Regions from separate parts of the Mus musculus genome. Here region 2 is linked to region 1. A link is a loop called in an ENCODE intact Hi-C map of the cell type or tissue named here. Cell type or tissue: left cerebral cortex. All regions are shown on one strand.

Region 1 (8,000 bases):
GAGCAATATCCATGGGGCACAATCACCCTGAGGACCATAGGAAAATAGCCTTATGTCCTTAATCCACTGACCAATGCCCAGAGGAAGTAAGTACAAGGCAGAGTGTACTATGTGAGCCACTGAACTATTCTGATGGTCACTGTGCCCGGATAAGTACCCTTTCTGTTCTCATGTTCTAACACAAACACAAGACCTCTATCTATGCATCCCAACAACTATAACAGCTATGGGGATACCCTGTACCACAGCAGCACGATTTTCTGACAAGCAGAGATTTCAATCTGAGAACAAGTACAGGCATCAACAGCAAATGATGCAGAACGGTTGAGAGGAGCGAAGGGAGGGCTGCAGAGCCTCATACACCATCCGTAAGGCACCGTGTCCTTTCTGCACAACCAGCAGCAGCAGAAAGGGCTGCTTGACTTTGGTAGTACTGGAGTGAGTTGGCAGCATGAGGCAGATGGTGCTGGAGGGGCCTCCTCAGGATGTGTGGGTATGCACAATATTTGTGTGATGGCATAGAGCAGGCTGGAAAATTAAGCTCATTGGTGAAAAACTGCAGGCAATCCAGTGGGGTCAGATTGGACTAAGCATTGCTCCAGAAGCATGCCCATTTTAAAGAAAAATAAGCTTTGGTAAACAAGACAAACATGAACCCGAAATGCTAGACTTCAATTCTGTAGAAACAGGAAGGTGAGCAAAATCAAGAAAATAACCAGACTTAACATTGCCTAAGACATATTCATATGTAAAAACGAATGTATATGTACTACATATACATAAATAGATAATCCATATATCTGTCTATCTATTCATCACCTCATCTACCTATCAATCTCATCACATCTTTGGAAACATTGGGTATGCTTTTATATTTCTATCTCTGTTTGAAGAGTCTCCTCTGGCCTCCATTAGATCTGGCCAGAGGCTCACAGCTGATAAATGCCAGTAAACTAATTACGATTAGTTCCCCAATCCAGCTTCAAACTTCACCCAGGATTATTTCATAGCAACTACTTGATTGTCTCTAACGTCCAGTGGACCCGGTTCACATCTGTGACATCAAAGCATTTGGACATCACAAGCAAGGGAGGAACGGGAGGCCTTCATCACCTACTGGTTATGCAAGCACCTAACCAGAAAGAACACTTTGAAATTTTTATGGAGCAGGAAAAATTGGAAGCATACTAATCTAGGCAGTGAAATTGGGCTTTTTGTCATGTTTAATTGCTTGAATTCATAACCTAGTTCTACTGAATCAAAAGCAAGTTGTTACCGCTGACGTTAGCTGTTTGGGCCTTCCGGGCACACAAGCAACAGATAACCCCACAACTTCTCGCATCAACCTCAGACCAATTAAAAAAATTAGCCCCTGAAATTGTTGGAGACATCAGAGTTATTGAATAATTTAATTTGCAAGAGTTTCCAACCCGAGTGCTGACTTTCAGAGTTCTTTGCTTTGCTGCTGTGGAAGCTGAGGGATGAGACGTGAATCCCTGTCTCCAAGGACTAGCATTCCAGTTGGTTTTGTGTGACTTAATTTAATTGCACTCTCCTTTGTCATGTTCTCTACTGTTTACTATGTTTCACAATACACAAGAATGTCCTGCCAAGCACAACAATGAGAAAAAAATAGGACAAACCCAGACACCCATGAACACATGCAAAACCTGAGAGTCCCCACACTCCCAAGTTTCTACTAAGCAACAAAATCAAGTCTAATACACAAAACAACTAACTAACCACTTTGAAGGGTTCATACCTTCTCTTTTGTATTCACTTTTGTATTTATTAGAAAATCAGAACAAGGTGGGAAATTAAGTTCTTAAAGGGGATATTTAATTCCATAGTAATTATCTCTTTTTAGAAACTGTATTTTCATATTTCCCATAAGATATACTCTGATCATAGTCTTTCTCCTCCACCATCCACTCACAAATCCTCCCCGCATCCATACAAACCTAAACTCATGTTCTTTTGCTTTCAAAGCGTCCCCTCAAACGCCTTTTGTGATAACTTCAGTATTAAACATGTAAAATTCAAAATGCAAGATCTAAAAATGAAGTCAATGTTAACAATAGACTTTTACTACATTCTTATTTTACCATTAGTAGTAGTAGTGTGTATGAGAGAGAGGGGGAGGGTGGCAGGGGAGACAGAGTACACATGTGGAGATCGGAGGACAGCTTTCAGAAGTCTGTTTTCTCCTTCAACACACATGGGTCCTAGGAATTGAACTCAGGTTGTGAGACTTGGTGCCAAGCTCCCTTATGCAACGGCATATCTCAACCTCCCAATAACAAACGTTTGTTAGATCACACAGTTTTGTTTGTTTGTTTGTTTGTTTGTTTTAACTTTGCAGAGCACTTTTGGCTTCTTAATGAAACCGCTCTGAATCAATGCAGCTTAACGACATGAACTCTTTCGTAGGCTATATTAGTGTGTACTTAGATGAAAAAGGATTTTTTTCAATCGTATTTTCTTCTCTCAACCAAAGTCAATAAATGGGTGGAGGATTTCTGATAGTGATGAATGTCAAATATCCCATTTGTTATAAAATGTGACGATACCGTGATCATCACTGAGATGTAGGCAACTGTTCAAACATACCTTTTTCCTCACATCCCCTTTAACTTTTGCATCCTGCTCTTCCTGGAGAGAAAGGCAAGGCTCTAGAGATCAAGCTGTGGTGGGTAATAGTCAGTTAGCCCTCTGGAAGAGTGAACGAAACACATTTGACTTTTGTCATGCTCCATTGTTGTTACAGTTAAACCTGCCCTATGTCAGTGATGACAGTTACATCTATCAGGTCCAAGGGACGACAGATTAAAATGGCCCTGCAGTAAAATGCAGACAGGGAACAGAGAAAATAAAAGTTTGAATACAGAGTTACAGCTGCAAAACTACACTTATCTCAGTAAAGTTCTACATGGTAAAAAAAAAAAAAATCTTGCCAGTCACCCGGCCATCACCCCACAGTCTCTCTGTGGGGCCAGGGCCTTTTCCCAAAGTCAGGATGAGAAGAAATGAAGAGTAAAGTCTGCACATTCACTTTCTGTAGGGCCAGGATACAGGGGGTGGGGGTATCTGATGCTAAATGTCTTGCATATGAGCAAAGTGTTCCGGGGCAAAAGCAAATCAGGTTCCGAGTCTCCTTTGGGTGCTAAACATTTGTTAGGCGACGTATAGCAGAAGCAACCTGAAAGGCTGCTCAGAGAAAGGAAGTAAATAAGGGCAGAGAAATGCAAAGAACGAAATGGATGCACAAGTGAGGGCAGAGAGAAAGGAAGCCGAGGAGGGGGAGTCCCTCCTGTCTTCCAGGCCTGGACTGGAGCAATTTCTTCTTCCAAATCTTTGGCTTATTCCAGGTGAGGTCACAGGGATGGAGTGAGTGAAGGAGAACAGCAGAATCGGCTTCTTACAGGAACTTGCAAGCGCTGGGATCTCTCCACCGCCCGCTCGGTGGTGAGCAGCTGTGGCCGATATAGATGACCGACCTGAACACAACCCTCTACAAACTTAAACACTGCCTATCCCCAACATAACTCACTACCCTCCACGGATACTCTCACCCTTGGAGCCTGTGTGGGTTAAAACTATGGGAATTTCAGAAAGGCTTGGAAGCCTATGAGGCAGACCATTTGCTATGTAGCTATATAGGATAACCACACAATAATTTGTCTTACTTCCTCAAAACACACTACACTCATACCTGAAAGGCTAAAATGTAAACCCTGAGTAAATTCTGAGCTATCGCCTGATGCCGGAAGTCAACCTCTTCTGATGATATAATCATTTTACTAATGGGGTGCTGCCACAAAACTTTGGGTTCAGAATCCCTATCAAATCCCCCGAAAGTGGAAGACAGGAAAACACAGCTCTCTTGTCAAAAGAAATATTCAGAACCCTCAGTTTCGCCTATCATCTGGAAGTAATGGCTGGAGGGATGGGCTAGATAGACTCTTCACAGGTACTGTTTCTGTTCTAAGAAGCGACGTGTACAACACTGTGTGTACATGTTCCCTCATTGGCTCTCCCAGGAAAGACTGCTCTTCCGTGAGATAGCACAGCTCTGGGCTTATTTTTCCTTTTTTCAATAGAAAGCATGCGTTCAATATTGTTCGTGGAATGCCTCTTTCACTGGCATCTAGAAATCGGGAATGGTCTAAGAGCAGGATGCCAGCATGATGGGCAGGGTCGACCTGTCTCTGGCGACATGCAATGCTTCTGCACATGCACGCACAGGCGCGTGCCAACTTTCCAAACGCGCGGCCCATCTGCCCATTCACAACCCCCGCCCCATCTTCTTTGCAAAATCCAGCCCTAGCCTGCGGGTCTTGTAACACCAGTCCTTAATAAACGCTTATTCATCTCTGGGAATAAAGTTCAACAGAGCCAATGGCTATTTCCAGGGAAGTTCCCCGCGAACTTCCACTTGGTAAAAGTGAATCCATCCACCCTCTGGTCCCCCAGCCCGTCTAAGCTCCCTGGGTATTGAGGGACCCTCGGGGACCCTCGGGGAGCCCAGGGCGAATCCCAGATTGTATCCCACAGGACTCCGGAGCTGAACTTACCTACCCTGTGTAATTCACTCGCTGCAAACACATTTGCGTCCTGCCATTGCCTCTCAAGACTCCCTGAGCTCCATCCACCGCCAGGTCCGGATTCTGATCCGCGGCCCCAGAGGTGCACACGCCCGCCCGCCACCTTCTCTGAGCTAACGTTGGACAGCGGCTGGCGGCGGCTCGCCTGCCACAGGCAGCCCCGAATGTCAATTCGCACACTCCTCCCCCTGCCGCCCGCCCCCGTCCCTGCGCGCCCTCCTCCCAAGCATCCGTCCAGCGGGCTTCGGGATGCTCGGATGCTGGTGCCAGAGTTGCCTCCCCTCCCTCCCATCCAGTCTCTTGCTCCCCCTCCCACAGTGTCTCCGTGCCTCCCTCGCTCGCCTTACCTGAAGGGCATCTCCCACGACTGCAATTAGCTGCCAGGATTTCATCGCCCGCTGCAAAAGCGCCTCCTGCTCCCTCTCTTGCTACATCGCATTGGGAGAAACGCAAGGCGGGAGAAGTGCCGGGGCAGCAGCAGCAGCAGAGAATGGTACCCACGTGCTAGCAATGCCAATGATTCTAGCTCTCTCTGCTGGGCTGGCCGCGCCTTCGCCTGCCTGGGCTGTTTTGCTCCAGCCACCAGCAGGTGTTCAAGGCCTTGAACAAGCGAGAGGGCCAGAGATCCAGCAGGCACAAGAGCGAGCGCGCGGTGCAGGGAGGTAATCAAAGCTCCAGGAACACACAAAGACAAGCCTACTGCCATGCGGCGCTGACAGCGACATGACGGACAGATGAACTGGACGCCTGGTTTTTATTTTAATTTTTACCAAGTCTAGCAACTGAGGGAAGAACTGCAAGCCACCCCCTTTGCCAAGCACTTGGAAAGTGAGCAAACTGATGGCATAATCTCACCACCACCCCCCCCCCAGCACGTGTCTCTTCCCTTGTTCTTTCAAGCATTAAATATGTACCACATGACAGAATAGGGCACCTTGCACAGTCCCCAGAGTCCTCACTTGACAACCAATTTTAACTCAGGAGCAATGAGATGTCCAAGGCAGGATATCAGCGCTGGCAATTACTTACGCTACTCCCTGCATTATTCAAAATGTCCATAGCCAGTATTTATGATTTCCAATCTGCGACTTCATGGAGGAATTCCGGGAGGCTGGGAGACCCCCCTCCCTACCTCTTCATATCCCCCACGAGGTAGCTGTACTCCATTTAGGGGGTTGACTCCTTGGCATCTCAAATCTCCCAGCTCTTGTGCTAAATGAGAAAGCGCTGAACTTTGCTCTTGCTTTGAAGGGCTAGATACTTTTGGTGGAAGTTCAAAGATTGGCTTTGAAATGGATTAGCATCCAAGCAAATGTCCTTTTCCCTTCCCCAAAGCCCTCACAGATCCCTACCCCTGTCTCCGTGTCTGTGTCTCCATCTCTGTCACTGTCTATCTCTGTCTCTGTCTCTGTGTGTCTCTCTCTCTTTCTCTTTCTCTCTCTCTCTCTCTCTCTCTCTCTCTCTCTCTCTCTCTCTCTCCCTCCCTCCCTCCCTCTCTCTCTCTCTCTCTCTTTCTCTCTCTCTCTCTCTCTCTCTCTCTCTCTCTCTCGTGTGTGTGTGTGTGTGTGTGTGTGTGTGTGTGTGTGTGAGAGAGAGAGAGAGAGAGAGAGAGAGAGAATCAGGTATCAGTTACGTGTTAATGGCACATGGTCTAACTGCCACAACCAAACAAAGATCCTGTGTAGGGTCTAAACCTTCATTCATGGAAGCAGGGCTTTTGAATGTAAAGCAATTAATGTTCTTATTTTCTCTCTTTCTAATAGTGGGAACTGCAGTATACATTCATGAGAATGCCCTTGCTTTTTCAAGTGTATATGAGTTGGATGTAATCATTCTACGCATACAATTTACCTGTAAAAATGAGTGAGTGAGTGTGTGTGTGTGTGTGTACACATATATATTCTGTCCTACCTTTGGTGAAGAGTAAAGTTTTTACTGCCTTGCCATACTATCTTATTTAAAACTGGAAGACCCAACACACAGAAAATGGCAGTTTTCTATACTGGTAAGCAAATTTAAAACTTGATAAATCTCTCTAGTATTTATTTTCACATTTATTGCAGCTCCGCACCAAGGCCATTTTCGAGGGTTTTTCCAGAATGTGCCAAGGTCTTACATAACCATCACCCGTCTCTCTCACCTCAGGAAGTCAATGATTTTCTCCTTCCATTTGAAGTGTGTTTTGATACCGCTTTAAGATAATGCTTTCAGTTCGTTTGTGGAGTTAATCATGTTAATCTTAGTTTAATATGTCTTTCCTGGGAACAGTGACATTTAAAGGAGGGGGGAAAAAAGAAGAAATCGAGTGAAAATGGATACCCAAGGATAACCTGGGACACAGTGGATTCCACTCCCCAGTTCCTTTCACATGCTTTTCTGTTTCCTAGGCTGGCCTGGAACTCGTGCTATGGCTGAGGATGACACTGAATTTGTGGTCCTTAAGCCCACAGCTAATCATTGCTAGGATTATGAGCATGCTAGGCCTGTGTGGTTCTGAGACTCCAAATCTGCTTCATACACTAGGCAAGCACCTTACCACCTAACTGTGGCCCATCTGCAGACCCAAAGTTAACTTCCTAACCTGTATCAGACCCTGGATGCCTGTCTCAACAGAATTAGGGGGGGGAAGGAGAGGTGTTTAGACTGCAGCTTGCTGGTGCCCTGTGCAATTACTGAGATCCATGGCTATAAAGCATTATCATCACAGCACAAACTTCATTCTCCTTGGGATCATTTGGTTCACAAATCAGTTCACAAAAGCAAGGTTATTCGAAGTGAAACGTGGAACGGGTGGCCGGTGGGGAGACAGTGAGTCCTAATTACAGCCTCATTGTCCCTGTGTTCTCGGGCACATATGGCCATTTAATCACTGCGTGTGACAACCTTGGCAGATGTTGCCAGACCTGGTTATTGATATAAATTGCTATACTCATGTGGATATGGTACAGCTAAGAGTTAAAACTCTGTCCGAATTCATCCACAGGGAAATAGGGTCTCCTCAAGCATCTGGAGCTACAGGACAAGATGATGCCGGGACCGGGCTGGTTTTTCCCTCCTGGCCTGCAAGGGAACATGTCTCCCTGCAAGAATGAGAGAAGAGCCACCCCAATGCACCCACAGGCACAGGATCACCATTGGGAAAGCATGCACACCCAGCAAGCAGCAAACAGAATCACTCTTAACATGTGTCCTAAAAACATACCCAAAAGGCATATTCTTCAGTGTAATTTTCTAACGTTCATAACACTCCTCGTAGATACCCATTGAATTTTTTTAAAAAAAATTAGCATATCCTAACCTGGAATACTATACAGCAATAAAAACACTGCACAAATACATCATTTCTTCATACGTTGCTATGTAGAGGACTAAAAGGACTGAAGAATGCTGCCCTGC
Region 2 (8,000 bases), 78 kb before region 1:
TGCCTATGATCCTACAGATAACATGAACCAGGAAGCCATGGGAAATAGAAGGTCACATCTATTCTAGGCTATAGCCCAAGTGTCCACCAGCTTGAGTATACCTGCCAAAGAAGCAGAATTTTCTCAAGGAGAGAAGTGTTGCAGAGTCAAAAAAATCATGCTGTTAACAGACAAGGAAGGTGTCTTTTAGAACTAAGCCTAGCAGAGCAATCTGGTGCATTCGCCAGATGAAGAAGGAAGTATATGCTACAGTGTCCCCAAATGCACCCATTACATCCATGCCAAAAAAAAAAAAAGGCAAGAAGAAAAGATGGTTGCTGGTGTGTCTCTGAGATGCCAGTGGGTGTCACTGCCTCCTCACAGAGCTCTGAGGGCACCTGCAGCAGGCTGCGCTGCCTCAGACACCCTACTTGCTCAGCACAGAGCCCTAAACCTGAAGTCTTCTGCACCAAGTGACCCTTTCTAAGACTTCTCATCCTGGTGTCTCAAAGATCAGATGACAGAGATGTTCTCTCAGACATCCCCCTCAGCAGTGTGTCTCTAGAAAGCTGAGATGGATCAGAGGTAGAGGAATGGCAGGGATCTGGACTATTGGTGACTGAGAGAAATGCCAATGCTTTTCCCAGTGACCACAATGAGTAGAAGACAAGCCAGGGTAGCAGAATATCCTTAAAGGAACTCCTCAAAATTGACAAAAAGACATGCTTGGATACAGAAGAGAGCCCTCCCTGGCTCCCACTCTCCCAAAGTAGGGAGTAAATTCTCCCAGTTCCATGCACAGATAGGTGATGGAAGACATCTGAGGTCGCAGGACTCTCCAGAGTTTGGAGAATTGCTGGGGTAGAGGGGGGAACCATGGGTAGAAGTTCTCTAAGGGACCAAAAGGGGTATGGGCATAGCATTGGCTAGGGAGATCTTCAAGGTCTGAGCTCTGGGCAAAGGGGCTTAACCAGACACCTAAAATGCTTGCCCGTCTGTCAGGCATGATTATAGGGCTTGCCTATTCTGCCATTAGATTGGAGTTCAAGGTCACCCATGGAAATTATTTACAGTGCAGAAGAAGGTCAGAGAATACAAAAGGCATAAATCAGACTGAATGAACATCCACAGAGGCTAAAGTGGGATGCCATGAATGACCACAGACAAGCTTAGGGAAGCTAGGTTTCAGTTTGTAGTCATGTGTGCAGGTTTGATCTCATGGAACACCAAAAGCCACTTTGTGTGTGTGAAGATGCCACAGCAAAATGCATTCTTTTCTTTTTGTAGGCTCACTTTTGAAAAATAGGCAAAGTAAAGAAAAGAAAACTTCCAACCACTGCCATTTTAAAAATAGCACATACCCATTAAAGAAGAGGTGTAAAATTCATAATTAGATCTTGGATGACTGGTAGAGCTCTACTGGCTTTTTCAGTGTCTCCTACAGTGCTGGAAGCAGATTAATTAATGCATCATGAAAGTAAGCAAGTATTCACATACATGATACATACCCATTTTATACACAAAAATAATCTAAACACCACATATATACAAAGTACATTTCTATGCAAATTATACAGTCCTCATACACACATGCAAACATACACATACACACAAGTAATATCTTCTGTACTCTTTTTTTATTTTTTAAGCAAGAACTGAGTTGCCTAGACTGGCCTTGAACTTAATCTGTAGCTCAGGCTAGGCCTTCAACTGCTGTCCTCCTGCTTCAGACACTGAAGGGGCTGCAGTCACAGGCATGGGCCACTATCACTGGCAGCACAAATGCATCGTGGAAGGTGACTGCCACATCATTTTAAGATGTCAGATGGACCTTGGAGCTAAAGCAATGACAGTGGTGAAAGATGTTTGAAGCTCTACCTGAGGACCTGAGTTCAGCGCCTGTGTCAGCTTGTGCATAGCTACTCGTAGCTCCAGCTGTAGAAGATCCAGTGCCCTTGCCTGGCCTGTTTGGGTACCACACACATATGCCCAGGCATGCATACAGACATATCTACACACATAAACATATTAAATGGGCATTTAAATATAAGATAGAACTTCCCACATTAACAAGTATCCCAGGAAGCTTTCCAAGTATGAAGGGCACACTCTGTGTTGTTTCCTTCATATTTAATAGAGCTTTTTGTTCTTGTACATAGAATGACTGCTGGAAACAGTATGCAAGGCTGCCACTGAGCTGCCCATCTATGCAAATCCTAATGATGTGGAGTGGTCATGGTGATTGTGGTAGAATGAATAGAACACTGTGGACAGTGAGAAGTGAGAAGAGACAAGCTGCCATCAGTGTGGCCACCTACCATGCTCCATACACAATTTTTGTCATAAAGTCATTACAGGAAGAATAATTGTATGCCCTCAGTGGTTCTAGTGCTCTGGCAATCCATCTGGCCCTCTTCTTTTTGTGTAACAACTATTTTCTGACCATTCACTTTTCCCTATTCAGTTGATATAAGGAAGTTTACCAGTAAGAGACTCAGGGGAACTCTCCATATTGAGTAGGTTAAGGATGAGGGTTCCCAGAGAAGAATAACTACCCAAGCTTTGTCATATCCCCTTTCCAAATCCCTGTGTTCTAGTAAGATTTCTATTGCTAGAAACACAATCTCCAATCAAAAGCAAGTAGGGGATGGAAGGGCCTACTTGCCTCACACTTCCAGGATGCAGTACACTGGGGAAGTCCAGGTAGGGACCATGGAGGAACAGTCTGTGGGCTCATACCCTGGCCTATTCTTAGCTAAATCCCTTATACATCCCAGGACTACCTTACCAGAAAATGAATGGTGCTACTCAGACCAACATCAATTAATAATCAAGACAGCACCTCCGGACATGCTCACAGGACAATCTTATTTGGGCAGTCCCTCAACTGAAACTCCCTTCTCAGGTGTCTTTGGGGTGTGACAATTAAAACTTAGTCAGAAACCACTCCAGCAATTTGTTCATTCCTTCTCTTACAATCTGAAGGGAAAGACTCAATAAAAGGAAGGAACACATTTACAGCATTGCTCAGTATAGAAACCCATGTGAGTACTGATCCTGCTAGATCAAGGTCACCTCATTGAGGTTCTTGGAAACCATGGCTCTCAGAGTTGTCCCCACTCTCCAATGTGGCGTTTGCAGTAGTCGCATCTACCTTCCTCTCCAGTTTTTGGTTCCCCTTGGAAGAACAGCTCATATCATTAAGAGGAAGAGGCTCTGACAATTTCCAAAGAAGCCTTTGGGGAATAGACCCCTTTTGTTTGTAGTTATCAAAACAAATTACGCGCTACATGCCTGAAAGGATGTTGACTTCAAGATGTCTTCCCTGGGGACCCTCAAAGTCGCAAATGTGAATTCTAAACCTTTGTCTTATAAAGGCCAATCTGAAATGTGCGCTGATCTGAATAGGGCTTGCTCCTTAGTGATCAGGGAGGACTCTATATTTGGAACACAATAACACCATTTAGAAAGCAGGGCGCTCTGGGTCCCTGATTAATGAACTGAAGCGCATCTCTACAATCCAGGGCCCTGCAGCTTGGAGTCAAAGCCATGCACAATACTTCCTTCTCCCCACCCGACCCCTCCCGGACCTAGCCGCAAAAGATGGTATTTCAAAGTCAGTTCAGTCTATAGAAGTAAAATAGTTATAATAATTGAGGAAAAATATTAGTGATTTCCATGCTTAAACAAATGGCACATGGCACATAAATTGCACCATCTGCTATGACTTTCCCCGAGTAGGAAGCTGGCAAATATTGTATAATCATCTACATATGACAGATAATTTCCAGCCAAGTCTAAATAAAAAAGTGCTTTGTCTTCAGGCATCATTTTAAAAAGCCAGAGACATAAGGTAAACAATCAAATGTTATCTCACTGTTTACTTTCCCCATCAAACACACACAAAACTGGTTTATGGACATGTATATATTACTATACATAGATAAAGACTTGATGATATTTTAAAAATTTTTTCTTTATGTGTGTGTGGGCACATACTTGCAAATGGATATGCTTGCAGGTGCCCTTGCCAACCAGAAGAGGATGTCAGGTCCTCTGGAGCTAGAGTTGCAAGTAGTTGTGAGCTGACCAATGAAGATGCTGGGAAGCAACTTGGGAACTCCAGAAGAGAAGAAAGCACTCTGAACCGATAAGCCGTCTCTCCAGCTCCAGACACAGCATACTAAATTTATGCTTAGGAAGCACATATGAGCACAAGCTTAGTCTATCATGCTTTAGTTTCTTCCTCCATTTTCTTCTCTCTCTTTTTTTTTTTTTTTTGAAAACTCAATTCAATGAATCCATTCATTTGTCTGCATGTCGGAAAGAGGATCATACTAGGTAGAGAAAGCTGCCCTTGATCCCCTGGTTGCCCCTCATGTATGCAAAGATTACATATCTACCCACCCACACTAGTTATAAATATCTGGACTCTGTATAATAACACCCTATTTAATGTACTTTTTGCTTACATTTATTTGTTTACTTGTGGTTGGGGAGGACATGTTCCAGCATGTATGTAGAGGTCAGAGAACACTTGTGAGGGTCAATTCTGCTCAGGTCATCAACACTAGTGGCAAGGACCATTATTTACTGAACCTTCTTACCTCTGCTCCACTGAATTTATATTTTAACCTGTACGCAGAAAGGCTTTCTGTTCAATTCTTGTTGGCTCACAGTACCATGAGAATTAAAGCAATAAAAATATTCAATATTAGGGAATAAATGTATGTTTCGGTGGAGGAGGTATGAGGCACCATGGGGATAATTTGCACAAACTGAAAAAAATAAATCCACTGTCAATGAAATCGTGTCCTTGCAGAACTCTTGAAGTTCCCTAATATAGAACAGAATTAGTGTAGTCAGATTTCATTTAAGCACAAGGCTTGGCCGTCCATTATTTAAACAGCACTGTCAGTCATGAAAGAATACTTCAAGCACATGACAACACAATTCTTCCCACACTGAAGGTTGCCCTCTAAATCAGAAGAGAACGTAAGGGCTTCCTAAGGACTCCTTCTCAAACAAATTACAGTCTGGCCGCACCAAAATGAATTTTATTATTGAGGACAAGTGAATTGTACAGTACTTATAGCAAACACATTAGAGGATTAAAATTGATTGAAGGAGATTGGATTTGAAAAGATATAAATAGGGAAGACATGAAAAATCTGCTCAAAGTGAACTTATCAAAACAGCAGTGGAATTCAGGCATCAGCCATTTGCCTCTGGAAGTCGCTTCCTGGTTGTCTATAGAGAGCGTAATGGAAAGGCTGCAGGGTGGTGGCACTATGTGATAATACACTATGGATGCAAGATAAGTGCTCACAGGGGTACACACTAATGTAGAAAGACTACATCATGGTAGTAGTACTGTGAGGATGGATTGTGGATGCGAGATGGAATGTACAAGCTCACACAAACAAGCCATGGAACCACAATGGCCAATTTTCCATCTTTCTGTGTATCAACCACTTGATGTGACTTCAAAAGAAGTTTCAAGTAATGGTAAATAGAATGTATATTCAGGGGTTTTCTGCCTTTTTCTGATTATCTGCAGGAATTTCACATTTCTTCAATGTGGATTGACTATGGGGTGATCATCATACAATGATTGACAATCCTTTGTACCCTGTGTTTAACATTCTTCTATTAGCTTGCCATAAGCACAGGTACTAGACCCTAGCAGCAACCCAATGTGCCATGCACTACCAGTAACACAAAAGTTCCCTTGTCTCCAGCACACAAGGACATCAAGAGACATAGAATTCAAATCTCAAGCTGCCCAGTTGAGGCAAGAGCTCATTTGCAAAATGCTTGTTTTACCAGCAACTGAGTAAGAGTTCAATCCCCAGAGCCCATGTAAGAAAAGCTAAATGTGGCACTGTATATATTTGTAATATACACTGTGGGGAGGTAGGGACAGGTGGGTCACTGGGGCTTGCTGGCCACCCAGCCTCACCTATTTGGACAGATTAAGGCTCATGAGCTACTATACATCAAACATCAAGATGGCTAGTGACTAATGAATAATGAGGTCATCTTCTGGTAGTCTCTACCCACATGTGTATGAGATCACATGTACACCTGGGCTAGATAGATCCAAGAACATCTATTCTAAAATATTAACATATCTGCTAGTTTTAATCATATAAGTAACACAACTTTCCTTACAACTGGCTGAAAGAATAGAAGGGGAGATCAGAAAATGGCTAGGGTATTATCTCACTGCTACATTCAGAAGTACCTGAACAAAATACACGACAGGCAGCTTTCAAATACAGCCACCTAAACTCTGCTCTGGTACCCATTTGTTGTTTGTTGACTCCTCCATAGTGTCCCATAGCTGGCCTATGGGGATGATGAAATATGAGATCCATGATGTATGTAGCTTAGATGTAATCTTAGCTTATAAAAGATTTATAAGTAAAGAGTTACATGTAAATTAAAAATCACTTCCATCTTTGGGACTCTCTTGCACACCCTCTCTTTCCCTCCTCCTTTTATCCTCCCCTTTCTACCCCCTACCCTGTTTCCATCCATCTCCGCCCTTTCCTTCCTCTTATAGCTTGTTTTGGGGAAAGCCATCTGCCACATTTCCAGGGCACTCTAGAAGCCTGCAGAGAGGCCCTGTGGTGAAGAACTGAGGTCTGCCAACAGCTACATGAGAGAGCTGGAAGACGACTCTATAGGTTTTTATTTTCTACTACCCTAGTTGACAGCAAAGTAACCATTACTTCACAGGATCCCAAAACTAAAGACACCCACAACCTTCAGAACCCCATGAGAATCTAAATATGTGTCATTTTAAGGGGCTAACTTACAGGGTAGTTTGTTACATAGCACTAGGTAGCAAATATGTGCTGCTCCCTATAAAATGGATCTATTAAAGACTTTCTAGACTTTAATTAACATGTTATTGTCTCCTTCACAGTTCCCATGCAAAGACGGGACAATCAAGTTACAACTTAAAAAGTGCATCATGATGTTTTAAGTAAACTTATGATTTTGTGTTGGGCTTCATCAATGGTTATCTCAGACTGTGCGAAGCTCACAGGATGCTGGTAGGACATGGCTGTTAGCAAATGAGGTTTGTTCATCAATTCTCTGATATTAATCAATTGCTTTAGACAAGCCAGTAGGATGCTGTACTTGAACTCCCTCCTGAGACTCACAATACAGAATGCAAACTGTATCAAACACTGAATATGCTCAAACATCTCTGGTTATCAGGCAGGTATCAGACACTGTGAGAGTGCTGGCCTGCAGTGCTGAAAACAAGCCATCCCCCCTTCTGTGTGTTCTCAGGGATGTAGGCTGACATCGAATAAGAAGACACATGAAGAAACGAATAAATAGTAACTTCTATAAAAGCAACAGGAAGCAGAGAGAATGAACAAGCATGTCTTTGGCTACAGCACTCACCCAAGTCTACCCTAAGGAAGAGAACATTTAGGAAAAGTCTGGAATGTCCCGGCTGGCTAGCTACCAAGAGGTCTGGGCTGGGAAAGACAATTCAAACTTCAGCTACAGATACCTCAGTCTTTCCTAATCTCTAAATTTGGAGACAGTGGTTACTTACACCACAATACAGAAAACTGAAACAAGAGTCTACACATGAATGCAATGTAATGTAAGTGTAGAAGCAACTAGCTACTTATCGGTACACACTTAAATCAACAGAACTGCTGGGGGTCAAGAGCACCTGTCTATAATCACTGTACTCGGGAGATGAAGGCAAAGGAGTAGCAGGATAGAAGCCAGAACGGGCCACACAGTAAGGGAAACCAACAAATCTTAACAATTGCAATCAGTAGATAAGCAGGACTACTTTGGTATGGCTTTTAAGCCACTAAGCCTCGGGCATCCTTCTCCCCACCCTCAAGGTAACAGCAGGGATATTTGCACAGCCTCCAGACTTAATAGAGTATCAGTCTCGGGGGAAACTAACTCAGTTACAGAGAGCCTGACCATTAATTTCAATGATTTGACTGTGTAATATAATGTTTCAATCCTGGAAC

The links. A loop is a pair of places that touch in the nucleus more often than their neighbours do. Peaks named below come from ENCODE experiments on the same cell type or tissue, not always from the same donor. Only the 100,000 strongest peaks of a DNase experiment are listed, where the experiment ranks them.
Region 2: a loop joins it to region 1, with 2.6 times the contacts of the local background. A loop is called at or near these places in 3 of 42 quality-filtered maps.

The regions. Positions count from the first base shown.
Region 1 is chr16:6,345,806-6,353,805 of GRCm38, reverse strand. It overlaps a transcript of Rbfox1 not described here. Among named protein-coding and RNA genes, the nearest start is that of Gm36824, 240 kb to the right of the region's middle. In left cerebral cortex, a CTCF peak has its summit at 5,162; DNase peaks (open chromatin) are centred at 3,562, 4,197, 4,782, 5,000 and 3 more places; H3K4me3 peaks cover 4,273 bases; H3K27ac peaks cover 3,292 bases.
Region 2 is chr16:6,423,535-6,431,534 of GRCm38, reverse strand. It overlaps a transcript of Rbfox1 not described here. Among named protein-coding and RNA genes, the nearest start is that of Gm36824, 320 kb to the right of the region's middle. In left cerebral cortex, CTCF peaks have their summits at 345 and 3,999; DNase peaks (open chromatin) are centred at 1,194, 3,757, 4,008, 6,577 and 1 more place; H3K27ac peaks cover 634 bases.